Regions from separate parts of the Homo sapiens genome. Here region 2 is linked to region 1. The links are chromatin loops, found by intact Hi-C in ENCODE. Cell type or tissue: GM12878. All regions are shown on one strand.

Region 1 (8,000 bases):
GCAAGATCCCCTCTGCCCTCAGCAGGGATGCTGGGTGCCCTAGGGAGGCCTCAGCAGCCTGTTTCATAGCTGAGGACGCTGAGACCTGGAGCACAGGGATGCCCACCTGAGGCCCCACAGTTGGGGAGAAGCAGGCGTGAGGGTGGGGCCCTCTGGGTCAGATGCTGTCTGCCTGGCGGTATGGCTGTTGGAGTAGGGGGAGCTGGTTCGGGGAGGGGTCCGGGAGCCATTCCACTGGGGTAGTTGCAATGCCCAGAGCTAAGCTCTTGGTACTGGCTCTGTTCCATGCCCTGGGCAGGCATCGCCTCCTTCCATCCTCAAACCCTCTCCAAGGTACTCAGTATCTTATCCCTGTTCTGTTGATAGGGAAACTGAGTCAGGGTCGCCATCACTGGGCTGGCCAGATGAGCTTGGGTCCAGGCCCAGGCAGCCCTGCTTTGTGGGTATGAAAGGCCTGGTCCCCACTGCCAGGCCAGCACCCAGCTATGGGTGGTGACCAGGCCCGGGGCCTCAACGTGCACACACACGAGCTGGGTTCCTAGCGGCCGCTTGACTTCACAGGATTGCTGAGAAAATCAAACAGGTTAATGAATGACAGTTGGTTGGACCCAAGTAAGGAGTTGTTAGTAAGTTCCTTTCTGGTATTTAACCAAAGCATTTGTTTGCAGCCCTGGGACTGTTTTCAAGAGGAAAAAGTCCCCGCAAAGCAGCAAGCAGAGTCTCTTTAATGTCCCTTCTTAAATTAAAAAAAAAAACGGTAGAAGTCAGGAGTAAAATTGCCTCTCATGAAGACACCACGGAGAACCGATGTAATTTCCATAATGCAGGACAACAATGAGCGCACAGCCTCATGGGAGAATAAATCCAGCCACTTTAAGGGAAGAAGGGAGGCGCTAAGTATATCACATCAAAAACTAACTTATGAACTTCAAATCTATGCACCAATTCAAAATCTGATTTAACAAACTGCTCTTACTAAAGTCAATTGGTAAGCATTCCATTATAAAAACAAATGAAATCTTCCCCGTCTATGAGATAAATAATTTTCTCCCCACACCTAAGCGGGAGGCATTAGCTTAACGAGTAACCATCTAAATTATGTATTAAACTCAATTACTTTGTATTACTGCTTTCCAGTTAGGGTTCCCTGATTGACTCACGTGGCATGGAGACTCCTCCCGGGCAGTCCCCGATCCTCCTGGCCCCTGGATCTGGCTCTGCAGATGCCATTCACCCCCAGCTTGAGTGTGTCTCTCCCTCGCTCTAAGAGAGTGAGGTGTGGCTTCTGATGGAGAGTGAACACGGACGGCGGCATGATCACCAGCTAAATCACCATCTCAATCTGCCAGAGGCACTCCTGGCGGCCACTTCTGAGGCTGCAGTATCTCCCGGCCCTCTAGAGAGAGCTCCCGAAATCACCAGCATCGCCAGGGCAGCTCTGCTGAGCCTGTGGCCTCTGCAGGTGCAACCAGTGTGTTGCTGCTACCATGAGTGTCTTCCTGTCCTCAGAGGTGCCAATCCCCCAGCTCCTGCCCTGTGCTGGCCATGCCTCAGCCAACACTGCACCACGGTGAACTCCCCTATGTAATCAAGAGCTTTCCTTTTAAGTATCCAGACTCTCTGAGAAGGGCTGTGTTCCTGGGCATATTTCTCAAACAGCAGGGACACACTCCTTTTAAAATGAAAAAACGTGTAGATTCCCAAGTGCAAAAATGCTACTTGTGAGGGGTCACTGCGCAGTGATCGCAGAGGCCAGCTTGCCCTGCAGAGCCCGCCGTGGCCTTTATGGAAGCCGAGGAGCTGTGGGAACCCCATTCCCCGGAGTCGCCGTGCACCGTGAGCTGCTCTGAGCAACACGGCGGGAGCTGGAGGATGGGGCCAGAAGGGGCTCGATGGTGAAAGCACACCGGGAGGGAGAAATGACTGGGCAGCCTGCTGCAGGTGGCAGACACCTGGGAACACGTAGCACAGGTGGGTGGGGAAACTAGGAGCACCGGTCAGGGGTCTGGGTGAGAAAGTAGCTCTGAAACGGCGACGTGAGGGAGGCGAGGGGTCGGTCATTCTGAGATTAGAGGAAGGAGTCCCAGCAGGGCAAGCCACCAGGGCAAAGGCTCTAAGCCCCCATCTCAGGGTGGGGGTGGCAGCAGGTGGGGACAGACACCTTCAGGCTGGGCTTCAAGAGAGGCCTCAGAGCTGGCACCAGAGGCCCCCTCTGTCCCCTTCTCTGACTGCAGGAAGAATAAAAGCCTGGAAAGAGGGCCTGGCCGAGTTACACAGAGGAGCCCCCTCAGCCAAAAAGAGCCAGGGGAGCCAGAAGCTGGAGAGCTGCTCAGGAGTTGGGGACGCTACAGGCAAGGTCCCTGCTTATTCCTGAGTCTTGGCTTGGAAGCCTCGAACTTTCATGTCCACCCAGGCTTCTCTGAGCGACCCTAACAGGGACCAAAGGCCCAGCAGCCCACACATCACCCTTGATTGGCACGAGGTGGGGATGGGGCCCCCCAGGGCCCTGGGAAAGGGGGCTGGACTTGAGCTGCCAGGTAGGGGCCCCCTGTGGGGCTTGGGGTGGGTGGGGCAGGGGTGGAGCTGGCTGGGCCTCACAGGCCCGGGAGCCAAGGAGACAGCTTCAGTGCCTTCCCTGGGGATCCCCAGACCAGGCACTCCGAGAAGCCGGCTCTGCACCATGACAGCCACTGCTGCCACACCACCTAGGTCCCAGAATGAACCCTGCCAGCCCACCCCAGAGACCGAGAGACAGGTAGGTGAGCCGCAGAAGGGACCCAAGGGCACTGAGACAGAGGCTTAAAAGGCCAAATCTAGCTTTAAGTCATGGAATCAAGCAGCCGACCATCCCGGTACCCGGCCACAATGGCATCCAGAGAGCGGCCCCCCAGCAGTGTCATTCGGGCCCCGTCCGGTTCCTGTTCAGGGCCTGGAAGGCCTCCGTGATTTAGCTGCACAAGCCTGGGGCTGTGGCACTGTCGGAGGACCTGCCTGGCCTCTTCATGCCGACGAGGTTCTCATGTAACCGGCAGCATAACCCGCAGGGCCAGATTGACCTTCTCACCTAACCTGAGAGGGAGAAGAACCAAGGGGCTCTCAGGAATAAGGCATTCTTCTGGGCAATCGGGAGTGCAGGGGGCTGAGCTGGGATTCCAATTCTGCATCACAGTGGGCTCCAGGTTCCGCAGCAGTTTCAGGGGCGACATTACCGAGGTCCTCGTGGGCGGGAGAGGGAAGTGTGATGGGGCACGTCAAGGACGAGGTGCCAGCTGGCCACTGAAGGATGGTGGGGCTCCATTCAGCAGAGGTGGGGGCTGTGATGGGGGTGGATGGGTGTGTGAGGTGATTGGATTTGTGTGTGTGGTGTGTGTGATGAGTGTGTGCGGTGCATGGTGTCTGTGTGATGGCCCGATTTGTGTGTGTGGTGTGTGTGATGAGTGTGTGTGGTGCATGGTGTCTGTGTGATGGCCCAGTGTGTGTGGCCGTGTGTGCAGGTGTATGTGTGATGAGTTTGTGTGTGTGGTGTGTGTGTGCCTGTGATGGTTGAGTGTATATATGGTGTGGTGCGTGTGGTGTCTGGCAGGTGTGCATGTGTGTGTGTGATGAGTGTGTGTGGGTTGCTTGTGATGAGTGTGTATGATGAGCGTATGTGTGGTATGTGTGACGTGTGTGATGATCATGTGTGATGAATGTGTTTGCGATGAGTGTGTGATGAGTGTGCACGGTGTGAGTGTGATTAATGTGCATGATGAGCGTGTGTGGCATGTGTGATGAGCATGTGTGATAAGCATGTGTGTGGCATGTTTGATGAGCATTGTGTGGCATGTGTGTGATGAGTGTGTGATGAACGTGTGTGTTGTGTGTGTGATGAATGTGTGTGATGAGTGTGTGTGGTGTGCATGTGATGAGTGTATGAATATGTGTGTGGTGTGTGATGAATGTGTGTGATCAGCACGTGTGATGAGCATATGTGTGGTGTGTGATTAGTGTGTATGATGACTGTGTGTGTGGTGTGTGTGATGAGCATGTGTGTGATGAGTGTGTGATGAGCATGTGTGTGATGAGCATGTGTGTGATGAGCATATGTGATGTGTGTGTGATGAGTGTGTGTGGTGTGTGATGAGTGTGTGATGAGCATGTGTGTAATGAGCATGTGTGCTATGTGTGTGTGTGATGAGTGTGTGATGATCATGTGTGGTGTGTGTGTGGAGTGAGCGTGGTGTGTGATGAGCATGTGTGATGAGTTGTGTGTGTGATGAGTGCATGTGGTATGTGATGCATGTGTGTGATGAGCATGTGTGTGGTGTGTGTGATGCGTGTGTGTGATGAACATGTGTGTGGTGCATGTGTGTGATGAACGTATGTGTGATGAGCATGTGTGGTGTGTGTGTGAACATGTGTGTGATGAACATGTGTGTGATGAGCGTGTGTGGTGTGTGTGTGATGAGCATGCGTGTGATAAGTGTGTGTGGTGTGTGTGTGATGAGTGTGTGTGATGGTGTGCGTGGTGTGTATGATGTGTGTGTGAGCATGTGTGTGGTGCATGAGTGTGATGCATGTGAGATGCGTGTGTGTGATGAACATGTGTGATGAGTGTATGTGTGGTGTGTGATGAGCATGTGTGTGATGTGTGTGTGGTGTGTGTGTGATGAGCGTGTGTGTGATGAGTGTGTGGTGTGTGTGTGATGAGTGTGTGTGTGGTATGTGATGAGCATGTGTGTGATGAGTGTGTGTGGTGTGTGTGATGAGCATGTGTGTGATGAGTGTGTGTGGTGTGTGTGTGATGAGTGTGTGATGAGCATGTGTGTGATGAGTGTGTGTGGTGTGTGTGATGAGCATGTGTGTGATGAGTGTGTGTGGTGTGTGTGTGATGAGTGTGTGTGTGGTATGTGATGAGCATGTGTGTGATGAGTGTGTGGTGTGTGTGATGAGTGTGTGTGATGAGCGTGTGTGATGAGTGTGTGTGGTGTGTGTGATGAGCATGTGTGTGATGAGTGTGTGTGGTGTGTGTGATGAGCATGTGTGTGATGAGTGTGTGTGGTGTGTGTGTGATGAGTGTGTGATGAGCATGTGTGTGATGAGTGTGTGTGGTGTGTGTGATGAGCATGTGTGTGATGAGTGTGTGTGGTGTGTGTGTGATGAGTGTGTGTGTGATGAGTGTGTGTGTGGTGTGTGTGGGGAGCGGGGATGGGTGCAGGTGGAGGTGGGTGTGCTCACCAGCCGTGTTCTGAGGCTCGTCCTGGTCCCAGGCCCCAGTGCTGTACCTGGCACAAGAGGTGGGAAGGACCACTGCTCCCCCCAGTAGCCAGAGCAGTGTCCCGCTTTGTCTCTTCCTTCACCACTGAGTAGCCCCAGCCATGTGATGTCATCTCCCCAGGCCTCACCCGCCTCTCTGCTCCTCCCCGTGGACTATGGGGTCGGCACAGGGACTCTATCTGGCTACCCAGTGGCCCCTCTGACCATGCCTGCCTGCTGGAGAATCCTCCTCGCATCCTCCGAGCCAGGCCAGGCGTGGCCTCGCTGTGCGGCCGTCCTCTTCCTGTGTCCACCCACCGCGTTTCAGTGGCTCCATCCTTTGTGCCACTACCAACCCCTGGACATTCCTCAGTCCCTCCAGGGACAGTGTGACTCACAGGGCTGGTGTGCTGAACAAGGGCTGAGCTTGGCCGAGCACTGCAGGAGCTAGGACGGGGGTAGTGGCCCTTGAGCCCTCTAGAGTGCCTGGCCCTATGCTGGACTCTGAGGGGCCACAGGCAGAGAGAGAACCTGGCCTCAGCCTCTGAGACTGAGGAGCCCTAGTTCAAGTGTGTGGGCCAGGCAGGAGAGAGCCCTGAAGTTGGAGCAGTCAAGGAAAGCTGCCTGGAGGAGGAGGCCTTGGAGTCACAGCTCAATGGCACCTGAGAAGGACGGCCAGGGTCCCCACCCGGGGCCTGCATCCCTCTCCATCAGCACAGCTCGGGGGAATGGCCTCGAGCTTCCATGCCAATGACAGACGGCGCGAAAGCGCTGTCCCCACAGTGGGCACGGAAAACCACCGACCCTCACCCTGTCTTTCATAATCCCTGAAGTTTGCTTTTTGTTTGATTGATGAATTCCTTTGATGTTCAAGAAAGAAATTAATTTTTCTTATTCCTCAAGTGGTCATTAGAAAAACTTTTAATGAATACAGTAAAAACCAGCTAATTATTGCGATGGCATTTTACTCTAAGTAAAATTGACAGGAACCAAGAAGATGGTGCCTATAATTCTCCTCAGTTTATTAAAACCCATTTATCACATTTTATCCTAGAGGAAACTGATCATACCAGTCTGTGAATTTTCAACTAACATTTCCTCACTGCATCTAATATGTAAGAAGCGTTTACTGACATTAAAGTCTTAATGCATTATATGGAGATGAACTTGCATTCTAATTGCTGTTCTTGGGGAGCAATGGGGAAGAGAATGATTCTGTTCTGCACACTCCAGATGAAGCCAATGCATGCTTAATGTGAGGCCTCTAACTAGAAAAAAATTCCCTTCTCAGTTTCAGCAGAGTTGATCACCTACCAACACAGGCACTACACGGTCATTTTTCCTTGTGAAATGTGTGCTGGGGGCCTTGGTGTTGGAGCCCTCCCCCTACCGTAAGGGTGGTGCCCGTGCTTCAGAAACTCACCATGTCCATCCATTCCCTGAATGACCACTGTGAACCCACACGGCCCAGGTGCCTCCAGAAGCCTGGCAGACAATTTCTAACTGTGAAAGAAAGTGTTTGTTTCTGTTTTTTGTTAAAAGTCAGAAGTTACATTCTTCCAAAAACCATTGGAAAATTTAGCTTTTTATTATACAACCTGCTCTGAGAGCCTTTTATTGTGCCAGATCATGAAATATCACAGGCTCAGAGGATGTGACATCTGATTCACTTCCTAAATATGAGTTGCTTCTGTTGAGTTTTGCCACCAGCAGCTCCCACATGCTTGCACCCGTACCTACATGTTCATGCAGAGACCCACCCAGCTTCTGCTCACAGACATACATCTCACCTCCCACACCATCTTCCCTGCTTATGATGTTTAATTTTAGGTGTCAACTTGACTGCACTAAGGAAGGGTTGCCTAGATAGCTGATAAAATGTCATTTCTGGATGTGTCTGTGAGGGGGTCTCTGGAAGAGATTAACATTTGAGTCAGTGGACTGCGTACAGACCTGCCCTCCTCAAAGTGAGCAAGCATCACTTAATCCATGGAGGGCCTGAATAGAACAAAAAGGCTGAGGAAGGGTGAATTCACTTTCTTTTTTAGCTGGGACATCCATCCTCTTCTGCCATCGAACATTGGTGCTTCTGGTTCTCCAGTCTTTGGACTCAGATCGAAGAACACCATTGACTTTCCTGGGTCTCCAGCTGGCAGATGGCAGACTGTGGGACTTCTTGTCCTCCATAACTACATAGTTCCTATAATAAATCTATCTATCTATCTATCTATCTATCTATCTATCTATCTATCTATCTATTCTATTGATATATATATACTATTGATACATATATTCTATAGACATATATATCTATTGATATATATCTATATCTATCTATTTATCTATCTATCTATCTATCTATTCTATTGAGTCTGTTTCTTTGTAGAACTCTGACTAATATAGATTTTGGTACCAAGAGTGGATCTAGAGGACCAGAATTTTGAGGATGAGTTTTCTGAATTCTTTCTGGAGTTTCTGGAATTGGATCTTTAATCTGACTATATGTGAAGACACTAACGATTCTATTTCCAGTAGTAAAGAGAGCACTGATCATCCATGGCATAAACTATACAGATATGCAAAATATCTGCATTGGATCCTCCTAATAAACCACTTATAAGAAGCAAGAAGCTACATGACTCTGTATATCATACTTTTGAACATTTTAGGAAAACTGAGGAATATAATGACATTGGTTGCTTTTAATATCATTGCACAAAGTGGTAAAAGAAAAAGATGAGCTCAGGGATTGAAATTCCCAGCTC
Region 2 (8,000 bases), 1.4 Mb after region 1:
TCCTCTGGGGACCCTGGGTGCACCAAGATGTTTTAGAAGGAGCTGCACCGGCTTGGAGGCAAGAAGGGCAGGAAGAGGCTGTGGAGGTGCCCAGGAGGAGAGGCTGTGTCTTAAGGTCTTGGGTATTTAGAAATCTGTTTTACACAGGCTCTCTTTTTGATTTTATGCAAAGGGGGGTTTCACAGCTACACACATTTATTCCAATGTTCCATCGGGGAGAGCTTTCCCAGAATCAAGCGGCTCCAAGTCCCCATGGCTCTTGAGGTGACTCCAGTGCACATTGGATGCTTCCAGGGTGCCCCAGGGTCCCTTGGGGGCTCTGTGGAGCTTCTGTTTCTGAGGGTGGAGGCCTGTGTTCATGTGAGGGTGGAGGCCTGTGTTCATCTGAGGGTGGAGGCCTGTGTTCGTCTGAGGGTGGAGGCCTGTGTTCGTCTGAGGGTGGAGACCTGTGTTCGTCTGAGGGTGGAGGCCTGTGTTTGTCTGAGGGTGGAGGCCTGTGTTTGTCTGAGGGTGGAGACCTGTGTTCATTCTCCCTAAAGGCTTACCTTCTGGTGCCACCCTGCCATTCGTGGCTGTTTCCAGAGGCAAGCTGGAAGTGGGGTGCAGCTGGGGCTGTGGAAAGCACTCCCTGCAGTGCCCTGGGGGGTCTCTATTGGAACACAGTGACTGGAGCTGGAGGGGCTGGGGGTCCAAGGGAGGCCAAGATAAAGGCTGCCTGCATCAGGGCCTTCCCCAGCACCTGTCACTGAGGCTGCTGCAGGAACCAGGCAGGGATGACCTTCAGGCCTGGGGTCCTGATTGAGAAGTGACAAAGTGCTAGCAGCCCTCGCTCACTCTCGGCAACTCCTCAGGCCATGGAGTCCACTCTGGCCACGCTTGAGGAGCCCTTCAGCCTGCCGCTGCACTGTGGGAGCCCCTCTCTGGTCTGGCTGAGGCCAGAGCCAGCTCCCTCTGCTTGCTGGGAGGTGTGGAGAAAAAGGCACAGGTGGGAACCGAGGTTGTGCACAGTGCTCGCAGGCCAGCATGAGTTCCTGGTGGGCGCGGGCTCAGCGGGCCCCACACTCCCAGCAGCCGGCTGGTGCCGCCGGCCCCAGGCAGTAAGGGGCTTAGCACCCAGACCAGCAGCTGAGGAGGGTGCGCCGGGTCCCTCAGCACTGACGGCCCACCCGCGCTGTGGTTGAATTCTCGCCGAACCTCAGCCGCCTTCCCATGCTGCAGGGCTTGGGACCTGCAGCACCCCCATGCCCAAGCAACACCGCCCCCGCCGCAACTCCTGGGCTCCCGTGTGGCCCAAGCCTCCCCCACGGGCACCGCCCCTTGTTCTATAGTGCCTGGTCCCATTGACCACCCAAGGACTGAGGAGTGCAGGCACATAGCACTGGACTGGTGGGCAGCTCCGCCTATGGCCCTGGCACGGGATCCACTAGGAGAAGCCAGCTGGGCTCCTGAGTGGGGTGGGGACTTGGAGTACTTTTATGTCTAGCCGGAGGATTGTATATGCACCAATCAGCACTCTGTGTCTAGCTTGGGGTTTGTGGATACACCAATCAGCACTCTGTATCTAGCTTATCTGGTCGGGGCTTGGAGAACTTTTACCTCTAGCTAGAGGATTGTAAATACACCAGTCAGCGCTCTGTGTCTAGCTCAGGGATTGTAAATGCACCAATCAGCACCCTGTCAAAACGGACCAATCAGCTCTCTGTAAAATGGGCCAATCAGCAAGATGTGGGTGGGGTCAGATAAAGGAATAAAAGCAGGCTGCCCTAGCCAACAGTGGCAAGCTGCTCAGATAGCCTTCCACAGTGTGGAAGCTCTGTTCTTTTGTTCTTTGCAATAAATCTTGTTGCTGCTCACTGAGTCCGTGCTGTGTCTATGAGCTGTAACACTCACTGCAAGGTCTGCAGCTTCACTCTTGAGGCTAGCCAGACCAGCAATCCACCAACGGAAAAAGCTCCAAATGCATCCTAATGTCAGAAGGAACAAACTCTGGACACACCGTCTTTAAGAATTGTAACACTTACTGGGAGGGTCTGCGGCTTTGTTTTTGAAGTCAGTGAGACCAAGAACCCACCAATTTCAGACACATGATGACTTAGTTTTCGCCGTGATCCTGCTATCTGAGGGCTGAGGTTCTGCCTGGATAGCTGCCCCAAGAGGAGACCGGGCAAACCCTGGTTCCTGGGGTGGTCTCCTGCCTCCTGTCAGCAAGATTCCCCTCTGCCTGCGGCCGGGATGCTGGTTGCCCAAGGGAGGCCTCAGCAGCCTGTTTCATAGCTGAGGATGCTGAGGCCTGGAGAACAGGGATGCCCACTGGAGTCCCCAAAGCTGGTGAGAAGCAGGCGTGAGGGTGGGGCCCTATGGGTCAGATGCTGTCGGCCTGGTGGTATGGCTGCTGGAGGAGGGGGAGCTGGTTCGGGGAGGGGTCCAGGAGCCATTCTACTGGGGTAGTTGCAGTGCCCACAGCTCAGCTCTTGGCACTGGCTCTGTTACGTGCCGTGGGCAGGCATCGCCTCCTTCCATCCTAAAACCCTTTAGGTACTCAGTATCTTATTCCTATTTTGTTGATAGGGAAACTGAGTCAGGGTCGCCATCACTGGGCTGGCCAGATGAACTTGGGTCCAGGCCCAGGCGGACCTGCTTTGTGGGTGTGGCCTGGTCCCCACTGCCAGGCCAGCACCCAGCTACCGATCGTGACCAGGCCCACGGCCTCGATGTGTACACACAGGAGCTGGGTTCCTAGCGGCCGCTTGACTTCACAGGATTGCTGAGAAAATCAGACAGGTTAATGAATGACGGTTGGACCCTAGTAAGGAGTTGTTAGTAAGTTCCTTTCTGATATTTAACCAAAGCATTTGTTTGCAGCCCTGGGACTGTTTTCAAGAGGAAAAAGGCCCCGCAAAGAAGCAAGCAGAGTCTCTTTAATGTCCCTTCCTAAATTAAAAAAAAAAAAAACAGGTAGAAGTCAGGAGTAAAATTGCCTCTCATGAAGACACCACGGAGAACTGATGTAATTTCCATAATGCAGGACAACAATGAGCGCACAGCCTCATGGGAGAATAAATCCAGCCACTTTAAGGGAAGAAGGGAGGCGCTAAGTATATCACATCAAAAACTAACTTATGAACTTCAAATCTATGCACCAATTCAAAATCTGATTTAACAAACTGCTCTTACTAAAGTCAATTGGCGAGCATACCATTATAAAAACAAATGAAATCTTCCCCGTCTACTAGATAATTTTCTCCCCACACCTAAGCGGGAGGCATTAGCTTAACGAGTAACCATCTAAATTATGTATTAAACTCAATTACTTTGTATTACTGCTTTCCAATTAGGGTTCCCTGATTGACTCACGTGGCATGGAGACTCCTCCCGGGGAGTCCCCGATCCTCCTGGCCCCTGGATCTGGCTCTGCAGATGCCATTTGCCCCCAGCTTGAGTGTGTCTCTCCCTCGCTCTAAGAGAGTGAGGTGTGGCTTCTGATGGAGAGTGAACACGGACGGCGGCATGATCAGCTAAATCACCATCTCAATCTGCCAGAGCCACTCCTGGCGGCCACTTCTGAGGGTGCAGCATCTCCCGGCACTCTAGAGAGACCTCCTGAAATCACCAGCATCGCCAGGGCAGCTCTGCTGAGCCTGTGGCCTCTGCAGGTGCAAGCAGTGTGTTGCTGCTATGATGAGTGTCTACCTGTCCTCAGAGGTGTCAGTCCCCCAGCTCCTGCCCTGTGCTGGCCATGCCTCCGTCAACATTGCACCACGGTGAACTCCCCTATGTAATCAAGAGCTTTCCTTTTAAGTAACCAGACTCTCTGAGAAGGGCTGTGTTCCTGGGCATATTTCTCAAACAGCAGGGACAAACTCCTTTTAAAATGAAAAAACGTGTAGACTCCCAAGTGCAAAAATGCTACTTGTGAGGGGTCACTGCGCAGTGATCGCAGAGGCCAGCTTGCCCTGCAGAGCCCGCCGTGGCCTTTATGGAAGCCGGGGAGCTGTGGGAACCCCATTCCCCGGAGTCGCCGTGCACCGTGAGCTGCTCTGAGCAACACGGCGGGAGCTGGAGGATGGGGCCAGAAGGGGCTCGATGATGAAAGCACACGGGGAGGGAGGAATGACTGGGCAGCCTGCTGCAGGTGGCAGACACCTGGGAACACGTAGCACAGGTGGGTGGGGAAACTAGGAGCACCAGGTCGGGGATCTGGGTGAGAAAGTAGCTCTGAAACAGCGACGTGAGGGAGGCGAGGGGTCGGTCATTCTGAGATTAGAAGAAGGGGTCCCAGCAGGGCAAGCCACCAGGGCAAAGGTTCTAAGCCCCCATCTCAGGGTGGGGGTAGCAGCAGGTGGGGACAGACACCTTCAGGCTGGGCTTCAAGAGAGGCCTCAGAGCTGGCACCAGAGGCTCCCTCTGCCCCCCTCTCTGGCTGCAGGAAGAATAAAAGCCTGGAAAGAGGGCCTGGCCGAGTTACACAGAGGAGCCCCCTCAGCCAAAAAGAGCCAGGGGATCCAGAAGCTGGAGAGCTGCTCAGGAGTTGGGGACACTACAGGCAAGGTCCCTGCTTGTTCCTGAGTCTTGGCTTGGATGTGGCTTAGCATCGAACTTTCATGTTCACCCAGGCTTCTCTGAGTGACCCTGACAGGGATCAAAGGCCCAGCGGCCCACACATCACCCTTGACTGGCACGAGGTGGTGGTGGGGCCTCTCAGGGTACCAGGAAAGGGGGCTGGGCTTGAGCTGCCAGGTAGGGGACCCCTGTGGGGCTTGGGGTGGGTGGGGCAGGGGTGGAGCTGGCTGGGCCTCACAGGCCCGGGAGCCTAGGAGACAGCTTCAGTGCCTTCCCTGGGGATCCCCAGACCAGGCACTCCGAGAAGCCGGCTCTGCACCATGACAGCCATTGCTGCCACCCCACGTAGGTCCCAGAACGAGCCCTGCCAGCCCACCCCAGAGGCCGAGGGACAGGTAGGTGAGCTGCAGAAGGGACCCGAGGGCACTGAGACAGAGGCTTAAAAGGCCAAATCTAGCTTTAAGTCGTGGAGTCAAGCAGCCGACCGTCCCGACACGTGGCCACAATGGCATCCAGAGAGCGGTCCCCCCAGCAGTGTCATTCGGGTAGTAATGCGGGAAGGCCCCGTCCGGTTCGTGTTCAGGGCCCGGAAGGCCTCCGTGATTTGGCGGCACAAGCCTGGGGCTGTGGCACTGTCGGAGGACCTGCCTGGCCTCTTCATGCCAATGAGGTTCTCATGTAACCCCCAACATAACCCGCAGGGCCAGATTGACCTTCTCACCTAACCGGAGACGGAAAAGAACCAAGAGGCTGTCAGGAATAAGGCATTTCTCCGGGCAATCAGGTGTGCAGGGGCTGAGCTGGGATTCCAATTCTGGGTTACAGTGGGCTCCAGGTTCCGCAGCAGTTTCAGGGGCGACATTACCGAGGTCCTCGTGGGCGGGAGAAGGAAGTGCGATGGGGCACGTCAAGGACGAGGTGCCAGCTGGTCATTGAAGGATGGTGGGGCTCCATTCAGCAGAGGTGGGGGCTGTGATGGGGGTGGATGGGTGTGTGAGGTGATTGGGTTTGTGTGTGATGAGTGTGTGTGTGTGTGGTGCATGGTGTCTGTGTGATGGCCCAGTGTGTGTGGCTCTGTGTGCAGGTGTATGCGTGATGAGGTGTGTGTGTGTGGTGTGTGTGCGTGTGATGGTTGAGTGTATATATGGTGTGGTGTGTGTGGTGTCTGGGATGTGTGTGTGATGACTGTGTGTGGTGTGCGTGTGACGAGTGTGCATAATGAGCATGTGTGTGGTGTGTGTGATGTCTGTGATCGTGTGTGATGTGTGTGTGAGTGTGATGAGTGTGCATGGTGTGTGTGTGATGAGCATGTGTGTGCCGTGTGTGATGAATGTGTGTATGGTGTATGTGATGAATGTGTGTGATGAGTGTGTGGTGTGCATGTGATGAGTGTGTGAACATGTGTGTAGTGTTTGATGAATGTGTGTGATGAGCATGAGTGATGAGTATATGTGTGGTGTGTGTGATGAGTTTGTATGACTGTGTGTGTGGTGTGTGATGAGCGTGTGTCTGTGATCAGTGTGTGATGAGCGTGTGTGATGAGTGTGTGTGCTGTGTGTGATATGTGTGTGATGAGCATGTGTGTGGTGCATGTGTGTGATGAGTGTGTTATGAGCATGTGATGCATGTGTGATGAGCATGTGTGTGATGAGTGTGTGTGATGAGTGCGTATGGTGTGTGTGATGAGAATGTGTGTGATGAGCATGTGTGTGGTGTATGTGTGTAATGAATGTGTGTGATGAGTATTATGAGCGTGTGGTGTGTGATGAGTGTGTGATGAGCATGTGTGTGACGAGTGTGTGTGGTGTGTGTAAAATGTGTGTGATGAGTGTGTGGTGTGTGTGATGAGCGTGTGTGATGAGTGTGTGGTTGTGTGATGAGTGTGTGTGTGATGAGTGTGTGTGTGGTGTGTGTGGGGAGCGGGGATGGGTGCAGGTGGAGGTGGGTGTGCTCACCAGCCGTGTTCTGAGGCTCGTCCTGGTCCCAGGCCCCAGTGCTGTACCTGGCACAAGAGGTGGGAAGGACCATTGCTCCCCCCAGTAGCCAGAGCGGTGTCCGGCTTTGTCTCTCCCTTCACCACTGAGTAGCCCCAGCCATGTGATGTCATCTCCCCAGGCCTCACCCGCTTTTCTGCTCCTCTCCGTGTACTGTGGGATCGGCACAGGGACTCCATCTGGCGACCCAGTGGCCCCTCTGACCATGCTTGCCTGCTGGAGAATCCTCCTCGCATCCTCCGAGCCAGGCTCCAGGGACAGCGTGGCTCACAGGGCTGGTGTGCTGAACAAGGGCTGAGCTTGGCCGAGCACTGCAGGAGCTAGGACGGGGGTAGTGGCCCTTGAGCCCTCTAGAGTGCCTGGCCCTATGCTGGAATCTGAGGGGCCACAGGCAGAGAGAGAAACTGGCCTCAGCCTCTGAGACTGAGGAGCCCTAGTTCAAGTGTGTGGGCCAGGCAGGAGAGAGCCCTGAAGTTGGAGCAGTCAAGGAAAGCTGCCTGGAGGAGGAGGCCTTGGAGTCACAGCTCAATGGCACCTGAGAAGGACGGCCAGGGCCTCCACCCGGGGCCTGCATCCCTCTCCATCAGCACACCTCGGGGGAATGGCCTCGAGCTTCCATGCCAATGACATACGGCGGGAAAGCGCTGTCCCCACAGTGGGCACGGAAAACCACTGGTCCTCACCCTGTCTCGCATAATCCCTGAAGTTTGCTTTTTGTTTGATTGATGAATTCCTTTGATGTTCAAGAAAGAAATTAATTTTACTTATTCCTCAAGTGGTCATTAGAAAAACTTTTAATGAATACAGTAAAAACCAACTAATTATTGCAATGGCATTTTACTCTAAGTAAAATTGACAGGAACCAAGATGATGGTGCCTATAATTCTCCTCAGTTTATTAAAACCCATTTATCACATTTTATCCTAGAGGAAACTGATCATACCAGTCTGTGAATTTTCAACTAATATTTCCTCACTGCATCTAATATGTAAGAAGCATTTACTGATATTAAAGTCATAATGCATTATATGGAGATGAACTTGCATTCTAATTACTGTTCTTGGTGAGGAATGGGGAAGAGAATGATTCTGTTCTGCACACTCCAGATGAAGCCAATGCATGCTTAATGTGAGGCCTCTAACTAGAGAAAATTCCCTTCTCGGTTAAGCACAGTTGATCACCTACCAACACAGGCACGACACGGTCATTTTTCCTTGTGAAATGTGTGCTGGGGGCCTTGGTGTTGGAGCCCTCCCCCTACCCTAAGGGTGATGCCCGTGCTTCAGAAACTCACCATGTCCATCCATTCCCTGGATGACCGCTGTGAACCCACACGGCCCAGGTGCCTCCAGAAGCCTGGCAGACAATTCCTAAGTATGAAAGAAAGTGTTTGTTTCTGCTTTTTGTTAAAAGTCAGAAGTCACATTCTTCCAAAAACCATACTTG

Evidence for each region. Peaks named below come from ENCODE experiments on the same cell type or tissue, not always from the same donor. Only the 100,000 strongest peaks of a DNase experiment are listed, where the experiment ranks them.
Region 2: it touches region 1 in a loop (13-fold over the local background); 29 of 110 quality-filtered maps call a loop at or near these places.

The regions. Positions count from the first base shown.
Region 1 is chr13:24,352,851-24,360,850 of GRCh38, reverse strand. No RefSeq gene overlaps it. Among named protein-coding and RNA genes, the nearest start is that of LINC00566, 25 kb to the right of the region's middle. In GM12878, no CTCF peak of the experiment used is centred here; a DNase peak (open chromatin) is centred at 3,682.
Region 2 is chr13:22,931,994-22,939,993 of GRCh38, reverse strand. It overlaps LOC124903230. Among named protein-coding and RNA genes, the nearest start is that of LINC00621, 20 kb to the right of the region's middle. In GM12878, no CTCF peak of the experiment used is centred here; no DNase peak of the experiment used is centred here.